3 separate regions of the Homo sapiens genome follow, and regions 2 and 3 are each linked to region 1. Evidence: chromatin loops called from intact Hi-C (ENCODE). Cell type or tissue: heart right ventricle. All regions are shown on one strand. Each heading gives the region's core, and the rest is flanking DNA. Links, peaks and the distances in the headings are about the cores only.

The links. A loop is a pair of places that touch in the nucleus more often than their neighbours do. Peaks named below come from ENCODE experiments on the same cell type or tissue, not always from the same donor. Only the 100,000 strongest peaks of a DNase experiment are listed, where the experiment ranks them.
Region 2: it touches region 1 in a loop (4-fold over the local background); 15 of 110 quality-filtered maps call a loop at or near these places.
Region 3: it touches region 1 in a loop (18-fold over the local background); 29 of 110 quality-filtered maps call a loop at or near these places.

Annotation. Positions count from the first base shown.
Region 1 is chr5:31,226,994-31,237,432 of GRCh38, reverse strand. The region is part of intron 1 of CDH6 (cadherin 6); the gene reads right to left. Among named protein-coding and RNA genes, the nearest start is that of CDH6, 39 kb to the right of the region's middle. In heart right ventricle, for the core only: CTCF peaks have their summits at 4,750 and 4,951 (motif pointing right); no DNase peak of the experiment used is centred there; H3K27ac peaks cover 961 bases.
Region 2 is chr5:30,800,529-30,810,967 of GRCh38, reverse strand. No RefSeq gene overlaps it. Among named protein-coding and RNA genes, the nearest start is that of CDH6, 390 kb to the left of the region's middle. In heart right ventricle, for the core only: a CTCF peak has its summit at 6,101 (motif pointing left); no DNase peak of the experiment used is centred there.
Region 3 is chr5:30,396,953-30,407,391 of GRCh38, reverse strand. No RefSeq gene overlaps it. Among named protein-coding and RNA genes, the nearest start is that of CDH6, 790 kb to the left of the region's middle. In heart right ventricle, for the core only: a CTCF peak has its summit at 5,699 (motif pointing left); no DNase peak of the experiment used is centred there.

The sequences.
Region 1 (10,439 bases), core at 3,695-6,194:
GATCTCTCTGAACAATAAATAAATAGCTTGTGGATAGCGTGGTTCAAAGTGTTCGCCATATGATCTAGGGTGCTGATAGCATGTGGGAAACCATGTGGCTATCGCCATCTGCTGACACCTCCATCCTTTTAAGGACACAGATTTGCTTACCTCGTGCAATGCCCTTGAGAGTCTACTGAGAGCTCCTTTTAGCCTTGGGATAACGTGGACCCTAAACCTGGTGGCTGATTCATTCTTTTCCAAATGACATGTCTTTGATTGCTAACTATTTACTAAATATTATTCCTTACATTAACCTGCCTCGTTCAGCTGTCCTCTCTGAAACACGGTGAGGTTTAGATAAACAAAATGGATTCATTCATTCTTAAAAACATACTATCTTGCCAAAAAGTTATTTTTCTGCATGTTCAAAAATATGGCTAAGTGGCAATGTATTCTTAAACGTACAAATCTATGTGAATTTTCTTCCAAAATGAGACAAATTTTGCTCCTTACCATCCTATTAGCATGATTCCACAGCACTCCCCAAGCATCTGAAATCACATCGAATAAGGCAGTAATTGTGATGAAAGACAGTTAGAGGAGAGAACAGTGCTTGGGGACCCCCTTCTCCGTTCAGATGTTGGGCACAAATATTGACATTAAATCCCAGCATGAGGGACCAGATTTTCAAATTCTGCTGATCAAAACAGGTTCACAGCCAGCACACTCAAGTTCAGAGAGAGGACAAAATGACACTGGGAGATGGGGGGCGGGGAATCCCTCCCAAGCAGAGCCCTCCTTTTTTTTAAATCCCCAGTAATGTTCCAGTAGATTAATAGCAGAGAGGCCAGCCAAAGTTGGAGAGGATTTAATGGTGTTTGTGGTAGGATGCAGCACGTGGCAACAAAGGTGTGCCAGAGCTCACCACGAGGCAGGGCCTGGGAAGGACACCTTGGGGAACTAAGACGATCGGAGAGAAATGTGCCTCCTTTTCTCTGCTTCCCATCACCTTCATTCATATTGTGTGCCCACCCCTTCTCAATTAGAGGACTATATTATGATCCTTCAATGAGTCATATAACTGTAACTGAAATAAACTCGAGTGATTTGTTTCAGTGAAAGACACCTTGATTGAGGTGGTTATTAGTAAACTATAGAGTACAATGAGGATAATTGATGTGAATATTGTCATTATTTAGGAATGTCTTCAAATTTTCCCATTAATTTTCCTGTGATTAACAAAACTACTTAAATTTAGCCAACTGAATATAGAAAATGTAAATCATTTGCCACAGTGTAGAACTGCTATTTGTATATACACCATTAATAAAAATTTATACCGCATAATAAATTGTTATATATTTTTAGGCATCTGGTTCTCATTAAAAAATCTGACAAATGTTTTCTATAGTTCAAAAACTGAATGGAAAAAAGAATAAATTATTGGCAATTAAAAGCAAATAGAAATGCAAATATCAATCGTATGAGTACAAACAATGGGCATAAATTAATACAAATATGGTTAATGAATGTCTCAAAATGTCCACAATTCCTTTCTGATCAAAGGAAAAGAAAAATTGTAAAAATTGTAAAACAATTATTTTATAATAAATTTAAATTCCATAATTAAAACAATATTCTAGAATGTGGCTAAAGTATTGCTTCTTGCCTGTGTTTCAGTATATTCAGTTTTTGGCCTTTCATTTGGGGTTAAAAAACCAGAACATATGTTTGGAAATGAGATTGTCTTTCATTTGTTCTCTGAAAACAAGATTTATTCATTTGGGTTTTATTGCTACAAATAAATTACTTATTTGGGGCTTGTTTCTCTAAAGTAAAGGGTTTGTGTAGTAAGTCATGCATAACATTCGCTGTTTCCTGCCACGTGGTCAGTAGCTGCTTGCAGAGAAATTGTATGAGTACTTAGTTTTCACTGTCATTAGAGCAAACTGGAGACAAAAGAATAAAGGAGAACAGTAAAAATCAAATAGAAGAAGACTCTAAATGTATTAGAATGGAGGATAGCTATATAACTGTCGAGTTTGAAATGAAATCACAAAACAACATTTTCTTATGGACACACAAAAGCCACTCAAATCACAAAATTACTCTTGTTGGTGTTGCCTCTGATGTAATGGATTGACTGAAAAAAATGGAATTTTTCTAACTTTGGGCTTGAAAGAATGGCATACAAGGCAAAAAAAAAAAAAAAAAGAAAAAGGAATAGAAAAGATGAAATTATATGGTATCATAAAAATATATTTAAACCCTAAAGAAATTGATTATATGGTAGTAGGATCTAGGATTGAATGGGTGATTCAAAAATTTTCTTCTACCCCATGGTCTTCTCAGCTGGATATTTGGCAACTCGCTCAGTATCTCAAAATCTAAAATAGGTTGAACCATCTATTAATTGATGATATTGAGTACAGTATGGCAAACTCCCTCACCCCCACAGGGAGGCCTTCATATTACACACTTGTGGATAATGGAGTGCTTGGGGACAGGATGCTTTGAGTTACTTAGGCTAATAGAGCAAGAAATTAATTTTAAAGTAGCTTCAATATCATAAAGAGTATATATGTATGTATGTATATGTGCAAACCTATATACACATGCATATGTGCATGCATGTATATATGTATGCATATGTGTCATGCATATGTATGTATATGTTTATGTATATAATTTGAGCTAATCAATATAATAATAGAGGCCTAAGAAAGAAGGTCTGGAGCCTAGAAAAGAAGAAAGGTCTATTTTTATAAAAACTGATGAAATACTTGTGGTAGGGAGTGAGAAGAGTCACAGAAGAGAAGCAAAGAAGTGGAAAGGAAGGAATGTGGACATTCTATGATTTACAGTGAGAACCTGGTGGTGGAGTGGAGGTGGAGATGGGATTCCCCACCTATCAGCTGTATAGGATGCTGAATGGCAAGTATGAGGAAAATGGCATCTAGTTATTAGTAACACTCTTTTAGGGTAGTTACTCTGTGGATACCTTCCCATTATCAATCTCTGATGGTTTTGCTAAATATGACTTAATTAGCAGACATACACTCCATATATGTGATAAGATTCTAAAATGGTGACACAGTCCATGAATAAAACCAGAAAAAGTCTTTTAAGATTTTATCCCAGTTTATAGAAATTTACAGATTTACAAATTTTCTTTTCTGGTACTATTTTAGCACAATTTTTGCATGTACTTAAACATCTAGTTTATCATCAGTTCTTGTTACAACATCAGGCAAGAGTAACATGTTAATAAAGAATAAAAAAAACCTTTAAATACAATTGTTATGAGGCTACACATTTAAATATTTTCAGACTTTAAAATTTGATACTTAGTCAAAGTATTAAGAACACACTTTAAACAGAAAAACATTATGAAAAAAATGTATTTGAGATATAGACTATTATCACAATTTTTCATTTGTTCAAAAGCCATCAGAATGGAACATGTAATAATTCAATCATTCACTGAGAATTATCTTTTGAGTTCCTAACATGTCCTGCCTCATGGAATTTACGTTCTAGTAGAGGAGACACACTCGAAGCAAGTGAATGATAGTCAGGTAATATATTTTTGAATCATTGGTGAGGCCTATGGAGGTAAAGTGGAATGGGTAAAGGGATGCTGAGTAGTAGAGAGTGAGGCGGTGGGTGTTTTATAAAGTCAAGGAGGACCTCTCCGTGAAGAAACTGGAATCATGACAATGAGCCAGTCATGGGAAGAACTGGCGGAAGTTTCCAGTAGAAAAAACAGCAAATGTCGTAGCCACACAGGAAAGAAACTTTCAATGGTCTTAATGAAGCAAGGTCAGAGTAAGTGAATTAGAGTAAGAGATGAGATGACCAGAAATTTTAATGAGTAATGATAAGCAATAACAAGGAAATATGATAAGCAAAGTTTTTGTTTTGTTTTTTTTTTTTGAGACAGAGTCCCACTCTGTCATGCCAGCTGGAGTGCAGTGGCATGATCTTGGCTCATGGCAACCTCCACCTCCCAGGCTCAAGCGATCCTCCCACCTCGGCCTCCTGAGTAGCTGGGACTACAGGTGTGCACAACTATGCCCGGTTAATTTTTGTATTTTTTTTTTTTTTGTAGAGACGGGGCATTGCCATGTTGCCCAGGTTGGATAAGTAAAGTTTTTAAAGCTTTGATTAAAATGTTTGTAATTTATCTCTCTTCTCTTTTAGCTTTTATACTTTATTTTTTTGTGTAAAATATGCTCCTTATAATATATACTCTCTGTATGTGTATATGTGTGCATTTGTGTGTATATGTGTGTGGATGTGTAACATGTGAAGGCGTATGTGCATATATAAGTGTGTTTATAGAGATATGTCTATGTACGCGTGTGTGTGTATTTGTATATTCAGTTGTTCATTGCATGGTAAGAAACAGCATGATATAGTGAACTTTGGGCTGCCTGGGTTTGCACACTGGCTCTTCCATATTCTAGCTCTGCAACCTTTGAAAGGTTATTTAACTTCTCTGTGACTCAGTTTCTTCATCTGTACAACGGGGAGTATTAAAGGACCTATTTTGGAGGAATGTTGTGAGGATGAAATGAATTAATATATGGAAAACTCTTAGAACAATGCCTGGTGTATGGTACATGTGGCAATAGCATAAGTGCCATATAAGTGTTGCATTTATAATTTCCTCAACAGATAACATTTTATCCAAATGAATAGATGATATTGTAATTAATAATTCCAAGTTACATTCTCACAAGCAAAACCAATAACTAAAAAGCCTGACTTGATATGTTTTCATTGGCCACTCAAATCCATTTGCTTTGCAAACTTGTTTGAACTTTTCTTTCTTTTCAGAATATTTTTAGCTTAAAGAGGAAACTACTTATGTTTCTAAATTGGGACAGTTAAATACTCCTGTCCTGGACCGAGGGTGCAGCCAAAAACGTTTTGTAGAGATTAAGGGTGCATTAAACGTATGTCCACTTGAGGGAGCTCTAAGATTCCTCCAAAGCCTGGGTCTTAGAGTCTAACCAGGCTGGAGGCAGCACCTATGACACTGGGTTGGGTTAGTGGAAGAAAAATGTGGAAGAAAAATTTAAAACGTCCAGAATGAAAGCTTGGAAAATAAAGTGCAGGGTAGTAAAACTGATAATTATTTTACTGTTTTCCAGTTATGTATTTAATTGAGGGGAACAGAAACACTTTTTTGAGAACTTCAAACGGCTCAGCTGGAAGCACAGGAATTAGCATAAAGTGAAATATTTATGGGAGCTTAATACTGTTTAAGACTCATTTTCTCCTTGCCTTAAGACATGAAGTCAAATTAACCATTTCTAATTAAAGAGTGAGAAACAAAGTAGTGTAAGACCAGAAGTAGAAGCTAAATGGTGATGCCTAAGTTGTGAAGTCTGAAACAGTCACTTGACATAGAGGTCAAGAATGGGAAGATACAAAATAATTCCTGCAGAACAAGAGAAACAAATCAGGGTGATTTGAAAAGAAACATAATTATAGTAGGCTTACTCTACTCCTTAAGTGAATATTTTTCTTCTAAGAGCAAAGGTCTAAAACTGGACATGGTAATGCCCTTTTATCTCTTTATGTTAGAGGCTGAGCTACAGAGGAAGTGCTATGGTTTGAATATTTATCCCCTCCAAAACTTATGTTGAAATTTAATCCCCAGTGTGGCATTATTGAGACGTGGGACCTTTAAGAGGTTCATGCATGGATTAATGGATTAATGAAATAGTGGGTTAATGAATTAGTGAGTTATCATGGGGAGTAAAGCTGGAGGCTTTATAAGAAGAGGAAGAAAGATCTGAGCTAGCACACTCAGCCTCCTTGCCATGTGGTGGCCTGTGCCACCTTGGGACTCTGCATAGAGTCTCTACCAGCAAGAAAGCCCTCACCAGATATGTCCCCTTGACCTTGGACTTCTCAGCTCTCCAAATTGTAGAAATAAATTCCTTTTCTTTATAAATTACCCAGTTTCAGGCATTCTGTTACGAGCAACAGAAAATGGACTGAGACAGGAAGCGTCCATGAAATATTCAAAATAAGCTGGAACTGCTTTAAATATGATTCATGGGAATTCTGACCCCGCCAAACAGTAATCTGTTAAGGATACTAAAAAGGAAAGAAATTCCCAAAGGGCAAGGAAGACAAAATCCTGGGAATTTCAGGCCAGTCTTTTTCTCCTTATTGCTAAACCACTATGGAGATACGCAATGATTTGATTAAAATATCAATTTTATGCACATAATTTAATTTTAATTGCATCGTGAGTAATCTGTTAAAAAGAGTTTGAACATTTGGCCTCTAAATCATTATAGGCTGAATCACCCTAAGATGAAAATAAGGCAGTGAAGACTGTTATCCAGAAGAAAAGAAAAATATTGCATTTGAATATACTTTCAACAAATGAAAACTATAATTAAAATATAATCATGTGATTAGAAGAATATTTAAAAGAGCATATTGTGTTTCCTGCATATTTTTATATGTGTAGGTTTTACATTTTAAAGAGTTTGTTCGTCTTAACATGGATTTAAGCATTTTGCATAAAGATTCACACTAATCTTTTCATTCACAGTTCATGAAGTCCCCTACAATTGTTTATTAATTAGCATATAATATTTTTACCTGGATGCTATACTGTATTGTTTAGCTTCTTTTGTATACATCTCTAATTTCTCTTTAGAATTATTTTGAGTTTGATTAAACTCAATGGATTTGTTGTTCTACTTGAGGACACAATCAAGATTATTCTGCAGATGGTTTCTAAATCATAGGTTAGTTTTTAAAAAAATAGCATTTTCATTTTTGCACGGAGGATTTGTTTCTCTTTGCTTTGCCTATAAGTTTCTTTTCTCATTTTTCACTGAGTACATTACTCATGGTCTTAAACATCTTCCGCTGCTTTCTTAAAGATGCAACAGGAAGATACATCTGTAGAGGAGGCCTAATGCTTCTGAATTCTCTGTTAATAAATACACTGGAAGTGTATTTTAACGGTGTTTAACATAAATACTTTAATACATACTCTCAGAGACTCTTTTTCTAGTAAGTGAAGGAAAATGAGCCAGACTTTTAAAAAAAGATATTCTCTGCCTGTGATGGTTATACAGACAAACCTGTGTATGATCCCCTAGTGAGTTCTCTATGTCTTTGGAGAAGTCATCTACAGGACAGAGATGACTTTTCTCCCATGCAAGTTAAGTTGATCTTTTAATTTGCAATGGTAGACCCTAAATATCACCTTGAGTGAGAACCTGCAGGAATTCAGAGGCCCTCAACTTCTTAACTGCTGTGTCTAAATTGGGACTTCAGGGCTCTTTCTGTGCCAAAGAGAAAGCAAATTCTCTTCAACTGGGATATTCTGCAAGGAGCGGAATCACTGTTATTTTGACTTTGTTGTTCAGACACGCCACAGTGGCAGCAGAAATAGCATCCGCCAATTAAACGCCCATACAGCATTCAAAGGATATGGAAGATAGAATTTAATTATGAAACAGATGACACTACTCAATCTTAATTGTCATACCAGGATCCAAGTCACTGGCCTGATAATCACCAGCCAGGAGAATGGAGAGCAAAGTCCCTTACGTCACCAAGGGCAAAAAGCCTCAGCCCGTAATTATGCTGCTCCTTAATAATCCCAATTAAGAGCAACAACAACAAAAACACAAAACTTCTTCCTATGTTCTGTGACATTAAGTACTGAGAAATGTTTATTCAGCTACTATGATGGTCCACAATTGCATTTCTCTTTGTCATAATTCATTCTTTCACTAAAAAATCCTTAGGTGGGACTCCGGAGTTTCTTGAATTCTCACAAGTGTTTTCAGAGTTAGAATTCTTTTTACATAAAAAAATTAACCACTTATTGGTTTAGCCAATAATATCAGGGGAACTAGAGACCTATAAAAGCTTCCAAATTGGCACCAGCCATACAGTCGTAAGAGCCAAGCTGCCTTAACAACTTGTTACAAATGCCTAACAGCTCCAGAGAGAAAATATTTTCCTGAGCCTCCAGTTCCTCATTCTGTTTTGCTTTTCTGCAAACTTCACAAAGATAACAGGCAATATGCTTCATTTCCTACCCTCCAATCTATTTTGGCCAAACATTTAATTTCTAACCAGTATGGTGACCAGAACTGGATAACAAGAGGTCTGTTAGCCAGGGTAGTAAAGCACCAGATTTGGAGTCAAACCAGTAGGCTTGCAGTCTTTGTTTTGCCCTTTCTTCCTTTATCACTGACTGAGTCTCTTCACCTTGATCGGACTCAGGTTTTGGAGAATCGGGTAGAGCTTGAGGGCTGTGTTGTAGATTAAATAAAATGATATAGTTTGGGCAGTTGGTACCCTTGGAAATGGCACGCAAGTGCTAGTTAGTATGACGGGTAATTAGACCTGTCAGTGTCAGAATGGAGAAAGAACTAACCTGTATTGAACATCTACTAAGAGTCTATCATTATATAAGGTACTTTTGTACTTTTTATGCCCTATGAGAGATGCATTATTTTCCCCACATTACAGGAAAGGAAATAAATCTTGGAGAGATCAAATAACATGCCTAAGATCAGGGGTTCCCCAACCTCTGGGGCCATGGACCAGTACCAGTCTGCAGCCTGTTAGGAACCCGGCCACACAGCAGGAGGTGAGTGGCAGGTGAACCAGCATTGTAGCCTGAGCTCCGCCTCCTGTATTAGAGGCATTAGATTCTCATAGGAGGGCGAACCCTATTGTGAACTGCGCATGTGAGGGATGCAGGTTGCGTGCTCCTTATGAGTATGTAGCTAACGCATGATGATCTGAGGTGGGACAGTTTCATCCTGAAACCATATCCTCTGCTCACCCCACCACATCTGTGGAAAAATTTTCTTCCACAAAACCAGTTCCTAGTGCCAAAAAGGTTGGGGACCACTGCCTAGGATTGTACAACTGGGTTATTGGCAAAGCTGGGGTGGGAGTCCATGGGTGTCTGACCCTGGGACATACTTTTCTCCATTCCACAAAGTTTGGAATCAAGGTGAATGCAGCTTCCTTCTCCAGCTGATTCACTTCCTGAACCTTGGCACTGGGGATCTGCAGCAGGCAGAACAAAGGCCTTCCAAATATGCCCACGTCCCAATCCACAGAACTATGTTATTAATACCTCACATGGCAAAAGAGACCGCAGATATGGTTAAGGATCTTGAGCTGTGGAGATTATCCTGGATCATCTGGGTGGGTCCAATATAACCACAAAGGTCCTTAGACCTTAAAAGAGGGAGGCAGGTGGGTCAGAGAAGATGGGACAGTGAGGCATGAGTCCGAGACAAAGAGAGAGAGATTTAAACATGCTACACTGTTGGCTTTGAAAATGGCGGAAGGGGCCAAGAAAACAGGTGACCTCTGGAAGCTGGGGATGGTAAGGAAGTGGCTTCTCCTCTAGAGCCTGTAGAAAGAACACAAGCACACCGACAGGCTGATTTTTAGCCCACTGTAATCACCTCTGACCTCTGACCTATAAATCTGTACGAGAATAAGTTTGTATTGTTTTGTGGTAATGTGTTTTGTGGTGTGCGTTGCAGCAGCAAGAAGCAACTAATACTGGTTCCTTGTCTTTTCTGGGTTTCTTAAGCTTCGTTTGTTTAGATGTAGGATGGTTAAGGTAGGGGTCCGTTCCCTCAGGAGGTGGGATGGAGCATGGAGACTGGGCATGTTGATGAGCAGGGAATATCTGAGAAGCACGGCCACAGCTTGTGGCTGACAGGGAAGCTATATTTGATTCTTTACAGAATAAAATTGGAGTTGGAGGCCAAAAGGATGTAAATTCTGGAGGAACCTTGGCAGAAGCCTTGATCTGTGAGGTTTTAGGAAGAGGTTGAAGAACTAGGGTGTTTGCCTCTGATGCACTGCTAGGGAGGGGGAGGTGTACATTCTATTCTAGAACGCTGGGAAAAAGCCAGGAAATATTTCTCTTCTGAACTCCCAAAAACTATAAAGCAAATAACTTCAAAATGTATATGCTTGTTTATTTATTATATTATGCTTATTATATTAATGTACTTCTATACTTGTATACAGTATATGGGACTGGGCAAATAAAAAATATCAGTTGAAAGGGTACATAATGAAAATATGTAAAGTATCCCAAAGCCCAAGTAGATTGTCTTCCACGTCCACCGTGGAGTGGAGGAGAGGGTGAGGAGGGTTTGGGAGAATGTGGTTTGACGGGCGGAGGTGCTTTCCCGCCGTACGTTCCTTTCCTTGTCTCTCGCCCAACTTAGTTTCAGAAAGGGGGTGAAGTGGGATAGGGTGAGGAGATACCTCCACTCTTCTTTCCGAGCATCAGCTAGGCAGGGAGATTTGTGTGCTTTGGAGTTTGAGGAGCCCTGTTTTAAGAGGAGTGTGTCTGCTGTAACCCGATGTGTGGTGCTAGGAGAAGCTGAGCAGCTTCCAGGGATGGGTCATTTTCAGGCTTT
Region 2 (10,439 bases), core at 5,060-7,559, 430 kb after region 1:
CAGCCAATCTGGGAAAATACTCTCTCATAAGACACCTTAATGCTTTGTATTCCTGAAACTCTGACAGATGGATGCAAGTTCCTAGCTAGAAAATGAGATAACCAAGTGTAACCTAGATGTCAACTGGGATTTTCTGACCCCTTAAGACTTGCTTGGACATCTGTTAATACTGGATGGAAGCCAGATAAATCCTCAAGGCTTCTGTAAGTTGAAGAGAATGTGGTGCCCATTTCCAGACCCCCTCTTCTTCTCATTCCTTTCTTGTCTTACATGCAGGCACTTTAGTGGCACAGTGCAGACGTGAAATAGACTCTTGCTCAACTTACCCCAGATATGCCTCCATCCTTCAAGGTATCTGCAAGAGTAGTAGAATTGAGGAGTTGTGGGAACATATGAATGATATGAATGGTATTTATAATAGTTATAACCCCACATTGAACCCCAACACATGAAAATAGTCTTTGATCTCTCCATTTCCAGAAAATCCCCAGTAACCTTTCCTATCCATTCCAGCAAGCTTGTTTAAGCTCCACCTTAGTAGTAGCTTCTCCTACTGACACTTGTACTCTTGGATCCTATATTCCACACCTGTGCGTTATCAAGGCTCTTCACCAAATAAAGATGTAATCTTCTTTCTAAAGGGTAAATGAACTATTATTAAGATGATATCATGTTTCATTTTGCTATGATGGGGCATATACTTCCTAAGAAGATAATTTAGCATTTCCATTTTTTTTTGGCAACATTGAGAGACAGAAAACCATTTCAGGTTACATACTAAAGTAATTACAAATTTGGCAGCGTGCCTCTATGACAATAAAAGTGCATTGTTTCAGAGTGTGCTGATAATGTCATTTAAAACCCTGAGCATGTACTCTGTTCTTTGGCTGGTGAGTTTTACAAAGGTATGAGGAACAAGTAGGGAGACAGAAGTTGTGCTGGGCTAAAGTTGTGCATCTTCAGAATATTTTTCCTTCTGGTTTCTGAACCTTAGGGAATCTCAAACAACAGGAAAGATGATATAGTTTTTAAAGCCCTTAGGAGGTCTACCCTAATTTCCTACTTTATTTTCAAACCAGCTTTTTGATGGCTAAAATCTCTTTCAAGCAAAGCATTCTTTTCTGAGAACAAGTAAAACTGAGCCAGAGTCCACAGGAAAGACTCACTGAGCACCTGAAAGCGGGGAGGGGGTTAGAAAGGGAAGGACTGAAGTCACCTAAGCTAAATCTCCGCTCTTGATGTTCAGTAGAGCTGTGCTAAAAGAGCTGCAGGGGGAAGGCAGGCTTAATACTGTTAAAATGACTTTGTGTGTTCTATCTCCAGCTTTTGCTATTCAAAATATGCATCAAATTGAGAAACTCTGTGGTTGGCAGCAAAGTCGATGTCATATGATTTTAGTATGACCAAAGGGAAGCTAAGACAGATTCAAGATCAGAGCTATTTTTGTGTTATGAGTGAAAAATAACAATAAAGGATGATATCAGGAAATGTAAAGGACTAATTAGGGTCAAAGGGAAAATAAGTGGAAGCTGGAGAACACATTGTTGACACTTACACTTTGATTGCCTTTCAATTTGATTTAGAAATCAATATTTTATTGCATGGATGAGGTAGAGGAGGTATAAAATTTGCTGAAATCTGAAAAATGCTCTCATAGCCCAGATTTTGAGAGATGATGTATATTATCACCGTGAGCTTGGAGATGCTCAAATTTCACAGCTGCAACTAAAAAAATATCAAGGGAGTAATGCCAAATCAGGACAATGGACAGCAGCAGCAGCTCAGGAAGTCTTTGTTTGCCAAATCTGGAGAGCCATCTTAGAGGTGTTTTCAGAAAGTATCTTAAACATATTCGGCACTCAAGGCCTCTTGCAGTGTGATTACACTGTTAAGTCTTGCCACATGGCTTCCTAGAGGTAAGCATAACAAGCTCTGTGTGAAGAGATCCTTACAGACATTAGTGCATATAGTTTACATACAGATCAATAAAGATTGAGTTCCAATCGAATCTAAGTCCTTACTTCTAATTGTTTCCTCTAAATTATAAGTGGATCACTTTTGCATCTTCCTAACTGAATCAGGGATTTTAACTCATTTACTTTCAGAGACTATGACCTAGGAGTACAGATGCTCACCTAACTAAAAGCCTAGTGGACCACTTAATGCAAAACATTTTCCTTTCCTAGTGCTTACTTGTAGAAATCCAATAGGGCTTTGCTACCCCCACTATCATGGGCTGCTCTGAGCTTTAAAAGGTTGTCTTCATCTGTTTGAGAACATCTGCTCCACACTCTGGTCATATGCTAGCCCTTAGGAAATGGTTCTCTAAGGCAGAAGCATGTTTCATAAGATTCATATGATTTACAAATGAGAATTTTAAGTTCTAATTAGTACTTTCAGGGTGATTCATGCAAAAAAAAAAATACTTCAGTTTGCATGTCAATGAAAACGTGCTGCCTTAGAAAACCATGCTAAATTGTGTAATTAATCTTTGTATATAGGGAAGGATCTATTTTTCCTATTTCCAGTTCCCAGGAAATAGATTCAGACAACTTAGTGTCTTAGATATTTAAAACACATGACTATTGCAACATGAGGATTCAAGTTTTGGTATGTTGTATGAAGAGAAAAAAAATTATTCCTCGAAAAATTATATTTCCTTTACTTTTGCGGCCCTTTTTCTCTCTTCCTCCTTTCTTTCCTACTTCCTTCTCCTTTCTTTCCTACTTCCTTCTCTTCTCTTTTTTCCTTTTCCTGTTCCTCCTCCTCCTCCTCTACCCTCCATTCTTTTCTTCTGTTTATCTTTCCCCAACATTGTAGCTCTCTTTCAGAAATATTTATGGCTGATGTTTGCTGTGTATTCTAATTTTGTTGGCTTTCATGCTAAAATCACTCATTTTCACAATGTGCAATCGTTATGTATAAAAACGCTTTATTCTAAAGTTCTTTCAAATGTTAACTAACCATTACCATGATAATTGGATTTCTAATTTTTGTGTATTTAACTAGAATGTTGGCCTCTAATAAGCAATTTCAGTTGAATGCAAAAACAAAAAACAGAACAATAACAAAAAACAATAATAAAAAACTGTTACTGGTAAAAGCAAATAAAAGTAATTGAGATACTGGTAACAGTACTGTTAACAATAAATAAAAATACTTAATTCCTTGGGTTAGAAGCATGATGACACTTACAAAAGAAGAATTACATATATTATTTTACGTAATGTCAGTATACCTGCTTTTGGAGGACCAGAATCACACCATTTCTCTTTGCTATAGTAGTTTATAGATTTGAAGTGGTGTTATTGTCTTCTCTTCCATCAAAATGGATACGGGCATATAACTCAGACTGGCAAGAATGAAAGTTCTTCATTCCCATGGCCACAGACATTGGTTCTAGGCTGTGTACTGATCTAAGATGGGCCAATCAGAGTTTTCCCTGGGATTTTTTGCTGGAGCTCTCAGGGGAAGCACAGGAATACGGTATGTAAGACTGGGACTGACAGTGGTGGTCTTGCTGCCCCAAGAACAGAATGTGTTTGAGAGCAAAGCTAAATAGAGGCAGGTAGAATTGGATACGAGTAGGAAAACGGCTGACAGTTGATGCCATTGATTGCATTCCTGAAGGTTTACACAGGGATGGTATATTCTAGATAAATATGAGACAAGTGATAGAAAAAAAAAATGACTTTATAGGGGAGACAGCAGCCAAAACAAATTCAGGGAGGAAAAATGGAGCACGAGACTTCTGAGATTTCAAGGACTTTGGAATGGCTGGGGATCAGGATGTTGGCTGGTTAGTGGTAGAGATGAGTTCAAAGGTAAATAAGGGGATAATCAAGAAGATGACCTTGATTGCCAAGTTAAGGAGTTTAGATTCAATCATGAAGGCAGTGGAGAGCCATGGAAGGAATTTTAGCAGGCGTCTGACATGGTTAGATTTGCCTAGGGCTAGCCTGTGTTGAGGAAATAAGATGTAAAGTTTGAATACTTTTTAAACATCACGGTTGCTGTTTTCCACTCAGAAGCTTCAAACTAATAATAGAAAAATTTGAACAACTAAATTTAACTTAAAAATCATTTTTTTACATCTGTAAGTTTGTCATTTATATTATAAAACAGTGTGGAGACATTATTATGAATATATCGATTTTTGTCTTAGATATTCCTGTTATATTAAAAAAGTTAATAAATAAAAAGCACTACAGCTGCTGAAAATAGAATCAGTACAAATAAGTAAAGTCAGAAAAGAGAAGAGTTAACTTTGCAGTGAAGTTATACGATGGGAACCGAACTGGTTCTATTGCTCAGAAGAGACGTGTGTATTCAGAAGTGAAGTAAATCATAAAGTTTAAACATTCTGTGTGTCCATAGTCAATTTTTTCTGTTTCAAAATTCTCAAAAATAAGTATTTTATAGATATACTGTTTTTGCTATTCAAAGCAATGCAAACAGTAATAGTTGTATATCAAGTGTGCTCAGATTTAAATAAACCTTTTTCTCATATTAATTTGCAGTGCTTTTCAGCTTGCAAAATTATTTTCCATTTATGTTTCCTACTCATGACACATCCCTGTGATACAGACTGTACAGCTCTTTTTTTTTTTTTTTTTTTTTTTTTTGAGACAGAGTCTCACTCTATCGCCCAGGCTGGAGTTCAGTGGTGCGATCTCCGCTCACTGCAACCTCTGCCTCCCGGGTTCAAGTGATTCTCCTGCCTCAGCCTCCCAAGTAGCTAGGACTACAGGCACCTGCCACCATGCCTGGCTAATTTTTCGTATTTTTGGTAGAGATGAGGTTTCACGGTGTTAGCCAGGATGGCCTCGATCTCCTGACCTCGTGATCTGCCTGCCTTGGCCTCCCAAAGTGCTGGGATTACAGGCATGAGCCATCGTGCCCGGCCGCTACAGCTCATTTTTACAGATGAGAAAACTGAGGCTGGAAGAAGATAGTAGTAAATTAATCATGGGAACACAGAGAAGCTGGACAAATTGAGATTGGAATCTGAGCTTGAATCTAAAGCTCAAGACTCTCTGGTTTGTTTGATTTTGCTTTGACTATCGTACCTTTTGTTTTTCAAGACAGCATAACAGCCAACCTAGGGCAGCCAGTTCACACAGTCAGGAATTAGGTGTCCAGCTGTAGGCCTGTGCCGTGGATGCCCATGTGAGTCTGGCACAGTCTAGTGGACCCATTGCCTTGTGCTCCAGCCTGCATGACAGAATGAGACACCATCTCAAAAAAAATAAAATAAAATGGCTTATGCATATGTTACTGCATCTCATTTTTATAGCAATTGGGTAAACTGAAGGTATTTTATATTCATAGTAAGGATGAGTAAACCAGGCTTTTTAAAAATTGAGTTGTTTCAGAAAAATCTAACATTTAGTAAGTTGTACAAATAGAACTTCTGTAGATGAACCTTGTCATTAGGCTTTTAATTGCATTTCCTTTGATGTTTCAGCTCCTGGAGAGGAGGGTAATTTTGCCCTTGGTTCTTTGCCCTTGGATCTTTGATATCTTTTACCTTTCCTTGCTGGCCGAGGTGAAGATTGGAATTTCTCCCAGTATTCATGTGACTAAACACCTAGGTCACAGTGTTGAGTACATTTCTTCCAAGGAGTTGATTATCAGGTATCACTGCTTTCTACCCAATGGAGGCGTTTCTCACTGTCTAAACTTATGTAGACTTGGTGAGATAAGAATACCAGTTCCTCCGGACTTTTGAATGCTGTATTTTAAACTAATGCCTATTCTCTCAGAGGTCAGTACTGAGCTACACAGGAAGCTACATTACTTGGCTTCCTGGATTCAGCTGTGTCTTGCCCATCTGGTGGACAGCAGCACCTTCCCTCCTCCATTGCCTGGCTAACTCCTACTCATTCTACTCTTGGCCTGACATCTCCTTCTACCAAAGCCCTTTCCAGACACGGTTAATGTTGATTCAGATTTCTGTTCTGTAAGTTCTTGTTTCCATGACAGTGGTTTCCACATTGTGTTGTAAATGTCTATTTCTCAGGCTAAGACAGCACCGCCTTGGATGGAGAGCCTGTGTTTCCATCTTCCTAGCTCCAGTGCCACCTACAGGGCCTGGAACAGAGTTCTGTATGTAGCCAATGAATGCACGTCAAACTAAAAACTGCCTGAATGAATAAAAATAATGAACGTTGGAAATACTGAAAATACAAATCCATAAATACATGTCTTACATGCATATATAGACATTTTCTATGGGTAACTTAAATATTTGGTCACTTTAAAATGATTGGAAGAGCCTGTTTAGTGAGAGCATATCAGGAAACACTATATCCATTTGGGGAAACAAGATAAAGAGAAATGAACTAATGTTATTAAAGACCATATCCTAGGATGGATTAAAATTGCCTTATGCAGGCCGGGCGCTGTGGCTCGTGCCTGTAATCCCAGCACTTTGGGAGGCTGAGCCAGGTGGATCACCTGAGGTCGGGAGTTCGAGATCAGCTGGGCCACCATAGTGAAACCCCGTCTCTACTAAAAATAAAAAAAATTAGCCAGGTGTAGCAGCACACACCTGTAATCCAGGCTACTCGGGAGAGTGAGGCAGGAGAATTGCTTGAACCCAGGAGGTAGAGGTTGAGTGAGCTGAGATGGCGGCCATTGAGCTCCAGCCTGAGTGACAGAATGAGATACCATCTCAAAAAAAAAAAAAAAAAGGCGTATGCATATGTTACTGCATTTCATTTTTACAGCAATTGCGTAAACTGAAGGTATTTTATCTTCATAGTAAGGATGAATAAACCAGGTTTTTAAAAAATTGAGTTACCTTCAGAAAAATCTAGAATTTAGTAAGTTGTACAAATAGAACAGAATCCCAGGAAAGAAAAGACTTGAAAGTCCAGTAGACTCAAATCTCAATGCTCACACTACATTTAATATGTCTAATACTCGGATGAGTATGTACTCTCCCTAAGAAGCTTTTGTGTGTGTTTGCATCTGTGCAGATGGGCATGGCCATGTGTGAGAACCATGGAGCTGAGAATGCCTGAATCACAGGTTTGTTGCAAAGAAACATGAGCTTATATGCATAAAGTGTGTAGCCAAATTCCAGGTATTAATAGGCTGGGCAATGATTATTCTCTTGCATAGTCCAAGAATGAGAAGAGAGAAATCTTCTCTCTTCTCACTCTACTATGCTTCCATCAGAACAAGCAAATCACTTCCCCACTGTGGATACCAGTGGACCATTTGGGTCCTAGCTAGCTGCAAAGTAGCAAAGGATCACCCTCAAACTATTCTTGAGGGAGTTTACATCTAAAATGTTCCTTGAGGAATGACGGTAGTTCAAGGCAGGCCTAGAAATGAGGTTCTGTCTGTAATGTGCCTGGGGAGATCCAACCATGGGACAACACTCAGACCAACCAGAGTTGACTCTCACCCATTGTAGCCTGACATGTAGAACATCTGACTGCGCTGTATCAAGTTTGCGTCATCTTCATTGTGGTCTCTGCATGCTGAGAATCATTTTAGGCATTTGGAATTCTCCAGAGCCAGAGGACTAAGCAAGAAATTTTCTAAGCTTTCCCTGGCATAAATAGGTTCTGTATCATCCTGTTAGTTCAGAGCTGACATTGAGACAGAAATTGGGGATCTCTTTAAGCAATCACTGTCTTTATTATTGGGGAAAAACATCAGGCTCTCAGTTTGTATTTGCCCCTTTTATTTATTTAACTCCCCTAATTCACAAAGCGCTGGCTGACTAACTCACAGAGATAATCTATAAAAAAAAGGAAAAATTTGCTTACATAGTTCATATGGCATGGAAATACTGCCTACATGTGGAAAAAATTTTAAAATGTGACTAACTAATGAAGTATTTTTCTTTTTTGTAAATTGGAGGAGATTCATCAGACAAAGGGAAAAAATTAAGGCAGATAAAAAATATTTATCTATAGTGGCTGCCAGAGCATTGTACTTATGGATGCTACATTATCTGCCAAAAGCGTGCTCCTGTGCTTCTTAAGGCAGTAGGAGCTTTCAGGGGCAACTGGAGCTGCACTTTACAGGTCCTTTCAATGAAGTCAGTGTGAGCTCTCTGAATCAAAACACCTCAAAGGCTGTCGAAGTGAATGAGAATCAGATTCATCAAAAATGATAAAAAAAAAAACCCCATACAGATTAAGTAAAAGAAATCTTACCTCAGAGCGTTGTCAAGGATTGTCTCTGCTCCTTGGGGAGCTCAGCCCTGTGCAGGCAGCATTCATGGTAGAATTTCCCTTCTGCAGCCCGGCTTTTCCAAAGCCACCATAACTTGAATCAAAAGGCCTTGTGAAAATGGAAGTTGGCGTTGTTTAAACTTTCTGAGTTATTAGGGGATGCTCTTTCAAATAAAATTCACTTTAGATTATGAAAAACAATGATTTGCTTACAAAACAAAATTTAGGTGCCTCAGATAAGCTAAAATAGAATATTTTATTCATTGAGTGGGTGGGGAGGACTTCGGAGTTACTTTAAAAGGAACTGAAATAGTTTGAAGATTTTTTTACAAAGATATCTCATTTCATTGTGGAAAGATCTCTCACTGCTCTTATTGAAGATTTGCCTCTGTTAGTAATGATTTCTTACCTTTCCCTACAAATTCTATGATTCATTTCTGTTATAACATTCTCTGATTTATGAAAAGGTTCTTTTTTTTTAAAATCCAATCTTACCTGTGATTAGTCCTGCCCTACTTTCCTATGTCACCTTCAAAAAAGTGATAAAGCCCGAGTTTCCTCCAAAAATAGACATTATTTGAGCCTCCTTGTTCTATTGCTGTGGTGTCATTAGGGACTTATGTGGCAGTGCAGATAGTAAGAAGAAATATGTCATTTGGTTGTGAGGTCAGCCTAGTCTAGGGAGAAAAGAGCAATCTGGTGGTAAAACACCCTACAAAATAATATCTCTGATTCAGCTCACAGAAACCTCCCTGGAATTAAAAGACACCATCAACTTTTTTTTTTTTCCTGCTAACCAGGACTATATCTATCTGACCTAGATTATCAGACCATGAAAAGTAGATATGAGTTCCTTGCAAAGTAAAATCATAAAGTCTTGGGGCTAAAATGAAGCTTAACAGCTTTCTATTGCAATTCTTCTCCTTATTCTTGAATTTTGCCTTTAATGGCTTCTTCAGGTGGTTTTCTAGTCTTTTCAGGTACATTCCTTAACAAAAAACCCACTACTCATGAAAATTGAGCTCTTTGAGGGCATGGGCATTGCTTTTTAGTTTTTTCAATATTGTTATCACCTGAATCTAACCAATGCCTTGTACATATTAAAACTTCGCTCAAAATTTCTTGAATGAATTGATGAATAAATGTTCACTCTGAAGTACTCTTAATATATCTATATAGTAAGTGTAGCATTAAAAATACATAACCTGTCTTTTCAGCTCCTTCTCTCTTTATCCCTTCTTTTCTGTTTGCTCCCCCTGTCATCCAATGGTAGGCATAGAAATCACTCATGCTGGAAACAAGAATCTAATGGTTAGCTCTTTGTATACCAAAGGTAAATGCTTTGCCTATTTTTGCAACTAAAATGTTTAAAGGAGTCTTAATGGAATACCAGTTAAGAATTTACTAGCTAGGTGACCATTTTGTTTTTCTATATGCCTCAGTTTATTTATCTGTAAAACAAGGATAATAATTGTACTTATCTAAGATGATTAAGTGAAGAACCAAAACCATAATGTGTATAAAGTATTTCAGAACAGTATATAACATATAGTAAGCACTCAGTAAACATTAAAACATTGATGCCATATGAAACAGTGTTTTATTCATCTTTGAGTATTTTGGTTATCTCTTGTTGCATAATCAATCATTCCATGATTGTCTCTAATTTTCCTATACATTAACTGGGCTCAGTTGCATGGTTCTCACTTGAATCGCTTATATGTTTTTGCTGTCAGGTAGCTGAGAAGCAAGACATATCCAAATACTTGCCTAAGGAAAACGTCTAAGAATACACAGACCCATGACTGGTTGTTGACTGGGAGCTCAGCTGGGACTTTCAACTAGAATGTCTCCGTTTAGCTTCTCCATGGGATTTGAGTTTCTTGTAGTGTGGTGGCTGGGTCTTGAGGGGGAGATTCTCAAGAGCAAGCACTGCAGGAGATGCAACTGGAAGCTGCAAGGCTTGTTATGACCTCGTCTCAGAAATTACATGGCATATCTTCTGCCATATCCTGTTGGTCCAAATAATCACAGAGCCTGCACAGGTTCAATGGAGTAGATAAGAATATTTCATTTCCTGAGTGCAGGCAGGGCAAGTTTCCATTGCAGAATAGCATGTGGAATACAATAAATTATTGGTACCATTTTTGGAAAATTTCATCAGCTACATTGACAACTGTAATTTTTTCTTTTACATTTGAGATGAAATTTATTTCTCTATTACTTCTTTTTTTCACATATTTA
Region 3 (10,439 bases), core at 4,617-7,116, 830 kb after region 1:
CACATTTTGTAGTTATTGTAGATTTACAATAGATCTACAAAAATATTTACAGAAAGATGTAAAGTTAAATTATTTTACCCAGCCCCCAGCCTTAAATATCAGATTATTGCATTTTCATAAACTTTCTCTCCTTGAAACATTTTATATTCCCTGGGTTATTCCTCTCATTTCTTGATGATTTCGGGCTTCTAAATCACTATCACACCCTCCAATACTACTCTTGAATTAATTTTTGAAAATTTTGGTATTTAATACTTTCAGTACTTTGTTCCTGATTTGTTCTTCAGTGATCTTACCCCCAAACCCAATTCAACCACTACCTACCAAACTCAAGTACCTACCATCACCATACTATAAAGTTTGTCATCACCAATAAATGCAACCCTGCCATAATCTCAAGTTCATGTGTGTGATGGTTAGGTTTTTGCATCAACTTGGCTGCACTCTAGTGCCCAGTTATTTAACCAAACACTAATCTAGGTGTTGCCACGAAGGTATTTTGTAGATGTAGTTAATATCTATCATCAGTTTATTCTATGTAAAGGATAGTACCTTGACAATATGGGTGGACTTCATCGAATCAGTTGAAAAGTCTTAGGAGAAATAATGAGGTTTTTCTAAGGAAGAAGAAATTTTGCCTTAAATCTTCAGCATCAGTTCTTGCCTGAGAGAATTTCCATTCTGCTAGTCTGCCCTGAGGATTACAGATTCCAGGCTTGCCAGAGGCAGCAATCACATAAGCCAATTTCTTGAAGTAAATTTATCTCTCTCTCTTTCTATATGTGTATATGTATACATGTATATTTGTGTGTGTATGTCTATCCATATGTACGGATACTATAGCCATATGTATGTATGTATGAGTGTGTGTATGCACACACACAGCCCTATGAGTCATATGATTGTGCATGTGTATATATATACATATATATACACACACACATATATATATACACACACATACACATATACACACATACTTACATATGGCTATGGTATGTGTGTGAGTTTATATGTATGTATAATGTATTATATATACATAAAATACATATATGTATGTATTTTTCTTCTCAAATATCAACCACCTCCTTTTTCATCCTCTTTCATTTAATGACCTTGCTTCCTACTTCGCAGAGAAAACTGAAGTAATCAGATAATTCTGAAAGCATAGCAGTTGGTGCTGCTTCCTGGACTGATGCTTCCAATCTCAAGCTGCTGAGTATTGGCTGCTAATTGTTTATCACTCATACACTTCCCCAGAGACTTGTCTTTAGCCACAGAAATCATCTTTTCTGGAAGTGCTTGGAAAGTTATACTAACCCTCTCATACCACTGGCAAATGGTTGTTAGCCAATGACTCACTGATACAAAAGAATGGATGCAGAGTTGCTTTTCTAACCTTCTGGTAGGTTTAGCTTCCAAGAACAGCTGCTAGATAAGTCACTTGCACGGGAATCCCCATTTTAGGCTCGCTTCTAGGGAACTTGAAGTCAAGCACACAGATTACTACCACCATGTACCAGCATCTGTACTCATATATTGTTGTTTTCATCTTGTTACTACAGAATAACTAATCATATTCTTATCTGAAGATATTTCCAATAATTTTTGCAGTGAATTCCATTCTATTGCACAGACTTGGGGCACATTTTCAATTCTCACCTGTTTCTCTTGCATTATCATGTTTATCTCTGTATGTTACTTTCATTAACATTCCGCAGTTTCTCCTCTTTTAAAAAACTCTTTTTTCTTATCCCATTTCCCCAGCTGCTATTGCTGTTTATTTTCTTCCCTTTTCAGTGCCTCTCAGAACTGTTGTTTGCATCTGATGTCTCCAACATTTCTTTTCCAATTTTCTCTTAAATCCTGTCCAAACATGCGTTTGTCTCCACTCTTCCCCCACAACTGGTCAAGCTCACCAGTGATCTTCAAGTTGCTAAACCCTGTGGTCAATTGTCAATTTCACACCACCAATATGCAGCATTTGATGTAGCTGAGGGTTTCCTTCTCTTTGAAACTCATTTTTTATTAAACTCCCAGGTTACCATACTCTTTTGGTTTCCCATTTACCTCTTTGTTTTCAACATTTTTATTTCTGTTTCTGCTTCCTCTTTTTCTTTCAGCTCTCTTAACGTTGCGGGTCCCAGACCTCCGTCTTCCGATTTCTTGTCTTGTTCTCTACACTTATTCCGTTGGATAACACCATCTGTGTTACTGACCATCGAAGTTATACCTCCTACCCATATATCTCCCCTGAAATTCAGACTCATTTATTTTTTATCTCATCTCATTTATCTGTTTCATCTACACTTAATTATTTTACCAATTATCAAAAGGTAAGATATGCTGCAAGTGAAAACAACCCCATAAGTAATTCGAATTATTTCATTCATTCTGCACGTCCATTGTGGACCAGCTATGCCAATGCTTCGCATGATCTTCACTCCACATGGAAGCCAACAGAACGGCCTGTAGACTACTGCAGTTCTTGTGGCAGAGGAAACTATGCAAGAAGAAATGAGTGCTGCCTGTTCAATCTTCTGCCAACTAGCTTGAAAGCCTCTCCTTGCACTTCATTGGCCAAATTATGTCACCGGGCCAAGAACAAAAAAAACCCATGAATTTGTTAAAATATAGGGAAACAGGGCCTGGTGTGGTGGCTCACGCCTGTAATCCCAGCACTTTGGGAGGCCGAGGCGGGCAGATCACGAGGTCAGGAGATCCAGACCATCCTGGCTAACACGGTGAAACTCCGTCCCTACTAAAAATACAAAAAATTAGCCAGGCGTGGTGGCGGGCACCTGTAGTCCCAGCTACTCGGGAGGCTGAGGCAGGAGAATGGCGTGAACCCGGGAGGTGGAGCTTGCAGTGAGCGGAGATCGCGCCACTGCCCTCCAGCCTGGGAGACAGAGCGAGAGTCCGTCTTAAAAAAGAAAAAAACAGGGAAATAGATAAAACATTCTGTGAGAGATTTTTAACATAGCACTTATATCCTACGACAGAGTAAAAAAGAACATGATGGAATTTAACAATATAATTAACAAGACTAAATTTTACGTGAAAACAGTGTTTGGACCTAACAACCCAAAATTTTAAATAGAAATTGATTGTAAAATTAATTGCAAATAATACTTTAATATATTTCAAAACATTTTATGTGCGACTTGTCACATTACCTGAACAAATACATTGGAAATAAACGATACAAGATTTTAAGATTTTATGGCTTAGTATTTAAGAAGTAATTCAGTAAATTTGTATTTTATCTAATAAGCTAATAAAAGAAATACTGTATATAGCATACATAAATGATATAATGTAATATGACAACAGAATATAACAAATTTAGATAAGGGTAAGAAAAAGTTTATTAAAATTATAAAGATTTGGCCAAATATACTTAGAGGAATAATTATAATTGTTAGCATTGGTATTATTTTTAAAATGTTCATTGAAAATGCCTGCCAAAAATAAAGATATAAAATAAGGAAACAAATGAAGTGAGTATCCAAAATAAGATTTTAGAATAGGAGTCAGCCCTATGGATATTATAAACAAAGAGTTTACAAACAATAACAAAAATTATGTTAGAAAATAGAACAAAAAGATACACCACAATCATCAAACAATACAAAGAACCGCTACTCATCTGCTTCTCTACACTTTCATAATCTGAATCATAGATATTGATGTTCTAAGTTATTCTTTATTCTTTTTTTTTTTTGCTTTTTTCAGTATCTTCAATAATTTGAAAGCAATAACACAGAAAAAGAAATGCCAGGAATTCTAAAATCCATATTCCAGGCCCAATATGTTTTTTTTTTCCAAGTCCTAGAGATAAATGATTGAACACAAAATGTAAGGATAACATCTTCATCAGTCAGGAGTGTGTTTACCTATAAACAAGAGAAAACCCCTTCATGTAACAGTTGCTCTGGCTATGGATGCTGCTTCTGTGATCCAGACAGGAGGAAGAGATACAGGGCGCAGGACTGCAGAGTCAGGCCACTCGAATATGACTATTTGTAAAAGACTTTTTCTGGAACCCTCCATCAGTATTCTTAAATAAATATTATGACCTAGAGTTGAGTTACTTGGCCACTCTTGCTTCAAGAAAATCTAAGACGTTTATTATTTTTAACAATACTACAAAAAACACATTTTGTTGTAACTTTAGTTTCAGTGTTTTTTTTTTTTTTTTTTTTTTTTGAGACAGGGTCTCACTCTGTTGCCCAGGCTGGAGTACAGTGACACGATCTCAGCTCACTACAACCTCTGCCTCCCAGGTTCAAGCGATTCCCCTGCTTCAGCCTCCCAAGTAGCTGGGATTACAGGTGTGCATCACCACACCTGGCTAATTTTTGTATTTTTAGTAGAGATGGGGTTTCACCATGTTGGCCAGGCTGCTTTCGAAATCCTGGCCTCAAGTGACCCACCTGACTTGGCCCCCCAAAGTGCTGGGATTACAGGCGTGAGCCACTGCGCCCGGCCTAGTTTTAGTCTTTTATAAAGGAAAAAAGAGAATGAATGTTAAGTGGCAACCAACAGTTTCATTATAATTACTTCAAGAATTCCATGTAATGGTTTTGTAGTGCCATGTAAACCATAATTATTATGGGGTAAACCATTAAAATGAAATTATTACTTTGCTGAAAATAGCAGCATAAAAAATTAACAATTTATTATAATTACTTAAGCTATTTATAAGCTTGTCAGACATGTACTAATCAATTGTGCATCAATAAAAGTTTTAAAATATTAGCACACCTTGGAATCCTAAAGATAATAAAAATTCTATTCTTAATAATAAAAATAGAATAATGTAAGGATAAAACTATAACATAAAAAGAGCATTCTTAAAGAAATATCTAAAATCATACTTGAGTATATTTAGAATTTATTAACTTCTGGTTAAATACAAGTGAGATTAAAATTCAAATGCTCTGTTATTGCTGGGGGGAAAGAAATAGAAAATATTTAAAATCAAAATTGTTCTAAAAGAATCTGGGATAAAATATGAAACAATAGAAAATAAAATGCCAAAAATATATGTAACAAGCACCAGCTATTACCATGGATTATAAAATCAGAATAGACAAATGAAATAAATCAAGTTAACATAATAGAATTGGAGTGAATGGAAAGAAAAAACTAATATTCATCAAGTAAATATTAGATTTGAATAAAAAATGTATTTTATTTTTAACATGTTATTTTTCTAAAAGTGAAGGCTATGGGCCTCCAATTAAAAAAATGTATCTGTGGATGAGATAATTTACATAGGGTTTTTTTTTTAACATCTATCTTTGAGTTTATTTTTTGGCCAAGGGCTACCTTAATCCACTGCACCTGTAAATTAATGTAATCTGTATTATTGTAATCCCTAAATGGAACAATGGAGGTGGAAACTTCAGAATTTTTACAGAAGGACAAAACTCTTGTAAGAAGTAATCTAAGAAGGGTTTGCATATAAATGTATGTAAAATTGATTTCCAAAACACAATTGCCTATATTTAAATAAATGCAGGACAAAGGGGGAAGGAGAGCTAAAGTCTTTCCTTCCCAGACTAACTCTAGACACTGTCACTACTAATTGAAACTAATTTACATCTGATCCCAGGGACAGAATTTCTGAATTCCAAAAGAATTAGGATTACTGACAACCCAACATGACCTTTCTTTTCACCTGTCTTATGTCTCTCTGCCGCCCTCAGCTGGTAACACTGATGCTTCCTCTACAGCTGATGAGATTTATCCTTGGAGAAGAAACAAATACCATGCTTTTTGAACATTTTCGTAACCGTCTCACATGAGCACATACTAAGTTTTCAAAAATGACTTGAAAGGGTAGATTTATTTTTTACAATAGTCCCTTCAAGGAAAATATTTACAGGTGATGAACATGGCAAAGTGACACCAGAGTAGAGTTCTTGTCTTGTGAACAGTAACACTGAAACTATGACCACCAGCATAGTGGCAGAAAACAATCTCAGCCTGTGTTTTCTCTTGTGATATTAAAAAGTGGAGAAATTGCAGAGACGTCAGCAACAGTTAGAATGAAGAACTTTCAGAATTCTGTGTTAAAATTGGTGGTTCAGATATTTCATATCACTTAGCAATATCTCCTAAAACCACTTACTCCCTTTGAGAAAGTGAAACCTCAGAGACTAAAATGTAGAAATATTTATAGCTACAGATCTCATAGACCTTACTATCTTAAATGTCATTGAAATAAAGATCGGGAGACAACACATTATGCTACGTTTGAATTGTTAGTGGATCCTCATGGTTATGTTTGAGGTTGTGTAGTTTATGCTTAAAAAATTGTCTTTTGGTTTATAACATCAAAAAGCAGCCAATTAGTTGTCATCAAGTTCTTTATTATTTTCAGTTAAATACTTTACCTAAGGGCTGCAAACATTTTAACCATGTTCAACTTTAATACATTATTTGCAGTAGCACTTGAGAATGTGTTTATTTCTTCAGCTTTAACTTTAATAAAATCACATGGCTTCCATCAAAACATTTTGCATAGGATTAAAAAATTTTTAGAGTTTCTACAAAGTAATGAAGTGTAACATGTATCTCATAATTCATCCCAATCTCCCGAGAGTGACCATCTTTAGGTACTCACAAACAATTAAAAAAACAACCAAATCATAGTTGTCCCAATGATGAATGCAAAGTTCTGAAGTAGGCCAGGTGCACTGGCCAGTGCTTATAATCCCTGCACTTTGGGAGGGTGAGGCAGGAGGGTCGTTTTAGATTGAGAGTTCAAGTGTAGCTGGGGCAACATAGTGAGACTCTTTAACATTTTTTTAAATTTTGCCAGGCATGGTGGCACATGCCTGTAGTCTCAGTTACCTGGGAGGCTGAGGGAGGAGGATTCCTTGAGTCCGGGCAGTCGAAGCTATAGTAAATCGTAATTGCACCACTGCATCTAGCCTAGGTGGCAAAGGGAGACCCTGTCTCAAAAAAACAAAAACAAACAAAAAACAAAAGTTCTAAGGTAGGAGAGAATGGTGGCAATGGCAGGAAATTGGGAGAAATATAGCAAAAATTTACCCAGATTTTTAAGTGTGGGAGAGATGAAAGTCAGGGATATGAAAGTAGCAAAAATATCTGGATTGAAAGGTGGGCAGAGAAAAATAACCAGGCGATGAAGTCCCTCTGATCCCAGAGAAGACTTATAATGAAGCTGCAGTGTCCAGTAAAGGAAACTAGTGAGCCAAAGCCTGAGACTGAAAGCAGGAGACAGTATCTGAAATGAACTAGGAAGTTATACCAAGAAGACCCATGCAACTCGAGAGAGGCGAATGCCAGGGGCTAGGAACTGGAGGAGAATTCTGGAGAAGATTGCAGTAGCTCAGGATAAACCTTTTCATACAGGCTGTTGACCAGGCACTATAAGATAAAAGGCAAAGTAAAGATGAGTTTGGAATTTGTCTCAGGTTGGTGCCAGTCCTAATCCCCCCGCTTTTAAAGCAGCCTCACCAAAGCTGACCAGGGAGCAATATATGTTTTAATAATTTTTGGAGGTTATAGCATGCTGAAATGTACATAATTTATATATTGTTTTGTTTTGTTCTCAACTCTCTTCTCCTCTCCTTCCTTTCCTCACTTCTTTCTTCTCCCATACTCTCCAGTCCCATAGTCTCCTTAAAGTGACAGAGTTGAGGGTTGCTGCAGACATCATATGGCCAGAAATGTCTAAAATATTTACTGTCTGGGGCTTACAAAAAATGTACTGTCCTCTAGTCTAGACGAGATGGTTTTCAAAAGTCTGTCTTAAGTCTTTCTGAGGTCTTAACAAAGGCTTTACAATCACCCCCATGATACGAGCTTTACCTTGAGGTTTTGTTTCCATAGTAGTATTGTGGATATTAACTTTACCATTATGTTATTTCCTACTTTGAAGACATTTTTGCTAAATGGAAAGATTATAGTGAAAAACATTTTTATTTTCTATCCCAGAAAATGCTGGCTTCTTTATATTTTGGCTAAATTCTGCTTAAAGTAAAATATTTCAAGTTTTACTCTACATTTCTGTCTCTATTCCCACCTATCATATACAGTTGAAATAAACCAGTTGACACTTTTGATATTCTGCTTGGAAATCCCAAGTTAGATTCCCAGATCTAAGATTGCTTTTTATTTTTCATGTTTTCGCAGGGCACAGTTTTACTAAATAAACTTTCTGTCACATATGTGATCTTTATTCCAGGTTCTTATAAATATTTTCTTAGTGTCTTTTGTTTTCCTGCTAACAGTCTTCTTGATATCTTTCTAGCTTCTATTCATAGCCTAGTCAAAAAGCTAATGTCATACCTATGAATCCATGGATTTAACTAGATCTCGTACTTGTTTGGGGGTAAGTTGTTTTTGTTTTTTTTTTAAACAAAAAACAAAAAACAAAAAACAAATCCTTCTTGTTTTTACGTCAATATTTTTATTTCTTTTCAGAGAATTTCAATAATCCATGCTCATAAAAATGTACTGACTTCACCTAGGTTTTAAAATGTTGTGATATGTCATTATGTATTCTTGTTCTGTGATCCTTATATTTTATTGTATAATAGAAAATTATTTCTTAAAATCTCATATAACAACTAGGTCAATTAAAAATATAATCCTTTAGGTTGATTTATCAAATTTGGTGTATGAGTGAGTCAATTCAAATATTTTAGCTTTTAACTTTATTCATTTCCTTTTCCTATATATTATGGCTTATTTCATGTTTTGCCTGGTGCACTGATTTAAATGCTGAATTTGCTAATTCTGATTTTTTCTAAAAATGTAACTGCTTAAATTTTATTCCACTGCTTAATTTGGCATCATGAAACATGAGTTTTAAGTCATGCTGAACAACTTTTTAAGAAAATTATTGCTTTGCTTTTCCAGAAAACTAAATAATAAGGTTTATGTCAATGTATATCTCCTTGTACCTTATGCATTTTGAGGCATTTTTGAAATCTGTATTTCATTATTTGATTGATGTTGCTTAAGACAGATTCACCAGGTATGGTTTGGATAGTGCTTTGATTTTATTGACTGTCATTTTGTCATCAATTGTCTTAGCGTTAAACAATGCTATTTATTCCTGTTGAAATGAACATGGTTTCAAGTTGTTATAATTTTCTGTAATTTAAGATGGTTGCTAAAATGTCAAAAATGAAAATTGTGTCTATTAGAATCTTAAAAATCAACATCTTTATTGTGCATTATGAGAGTTAACACATAGTTAACTTCTGCATTTGTAAACAAATTAAGTATAATTTAAAAAGGAATTTAAATTAACTGATTATTTGTGATATTAATTACAAATTTAAAAATATAATGCAATGCAATTTAAAATGATATACTCATTTTACCCTGACCATGAGAACTCGTATCACTATTTTTATGTTTTGAAAGATATGAACTTTCTGCATACATCAGAGTTGCTGTTATGATTTATATTTATGTGTACACATGATGATTTCCCACTAACATTAAGATGTTCAATAACACACACATCATTTGTGTTAATCTTGGTTTTTCAAGCATAAACATTGTATTGGTTGGTCCACTTGATCAATCAGGATTCTACTGAACAGTCCATATGTGTGATAAAACTCCTTGAGAGAACAAAACTTCATCAACATTTTCCAGAATTGGTGTTTTCTACTCTAACCTCTTGTCTGAATTCTATTCCCATGAATGAGTAATGCCTACTTCCTATGTGACTGCCACTATTCTCAAACTTATGAGTAAAACATAGAATGGGGAAAAATACACAACAAGCAGATAAAATTGCTGTGTGTTATTGTGAAAAGGGCCAGCCAGCAACTGCATAAATCTCTAATATTTAGCCAGGGGCAAACCTATGAAGAATATTGAAGCAGGAAGAGATATCTGCTTCTGGCAATGGTAGAAAACATCTTCCTACTGAGGTTAACAAGTAAAGCAGAGGAAATACTTTCAAAAAATCTATGTGAAATAGCAAGGGAGTAAGGATTGTGATACCAAAATTCCAGAGAGAATAGATGTCAAGTAATCCCAAAATTCAATATGACTTTTCTCATCAAGGCACTTGATGATTTAAAATCAGAGACTAGAAATCCAAAAGAGTGATGGTAGCTTTCAGCTAACTCATGGAGATGGAAAACAAAAAATGGTGTTCACGATCCATTAAAGATGACAGGCCCTACTGAAGACCTCAACAGACACCTCTTCAAAGAAAATATACAGATGGTAAACAAGCATACGAAAAGATGCTCCACATCATATGTCATTAGAGAAATGCAAATTAAAACGACTGTGGGATACCACTACACAACTATTAGAATGGCCAAAATCCAGAACACTGACAACAACAAATGCTATCGAGAAGATGGCACAATGAACAGTCTCACTCACTGCCAGTGGGAATGCAAATTGACACAGCCACTTCAGAAGAC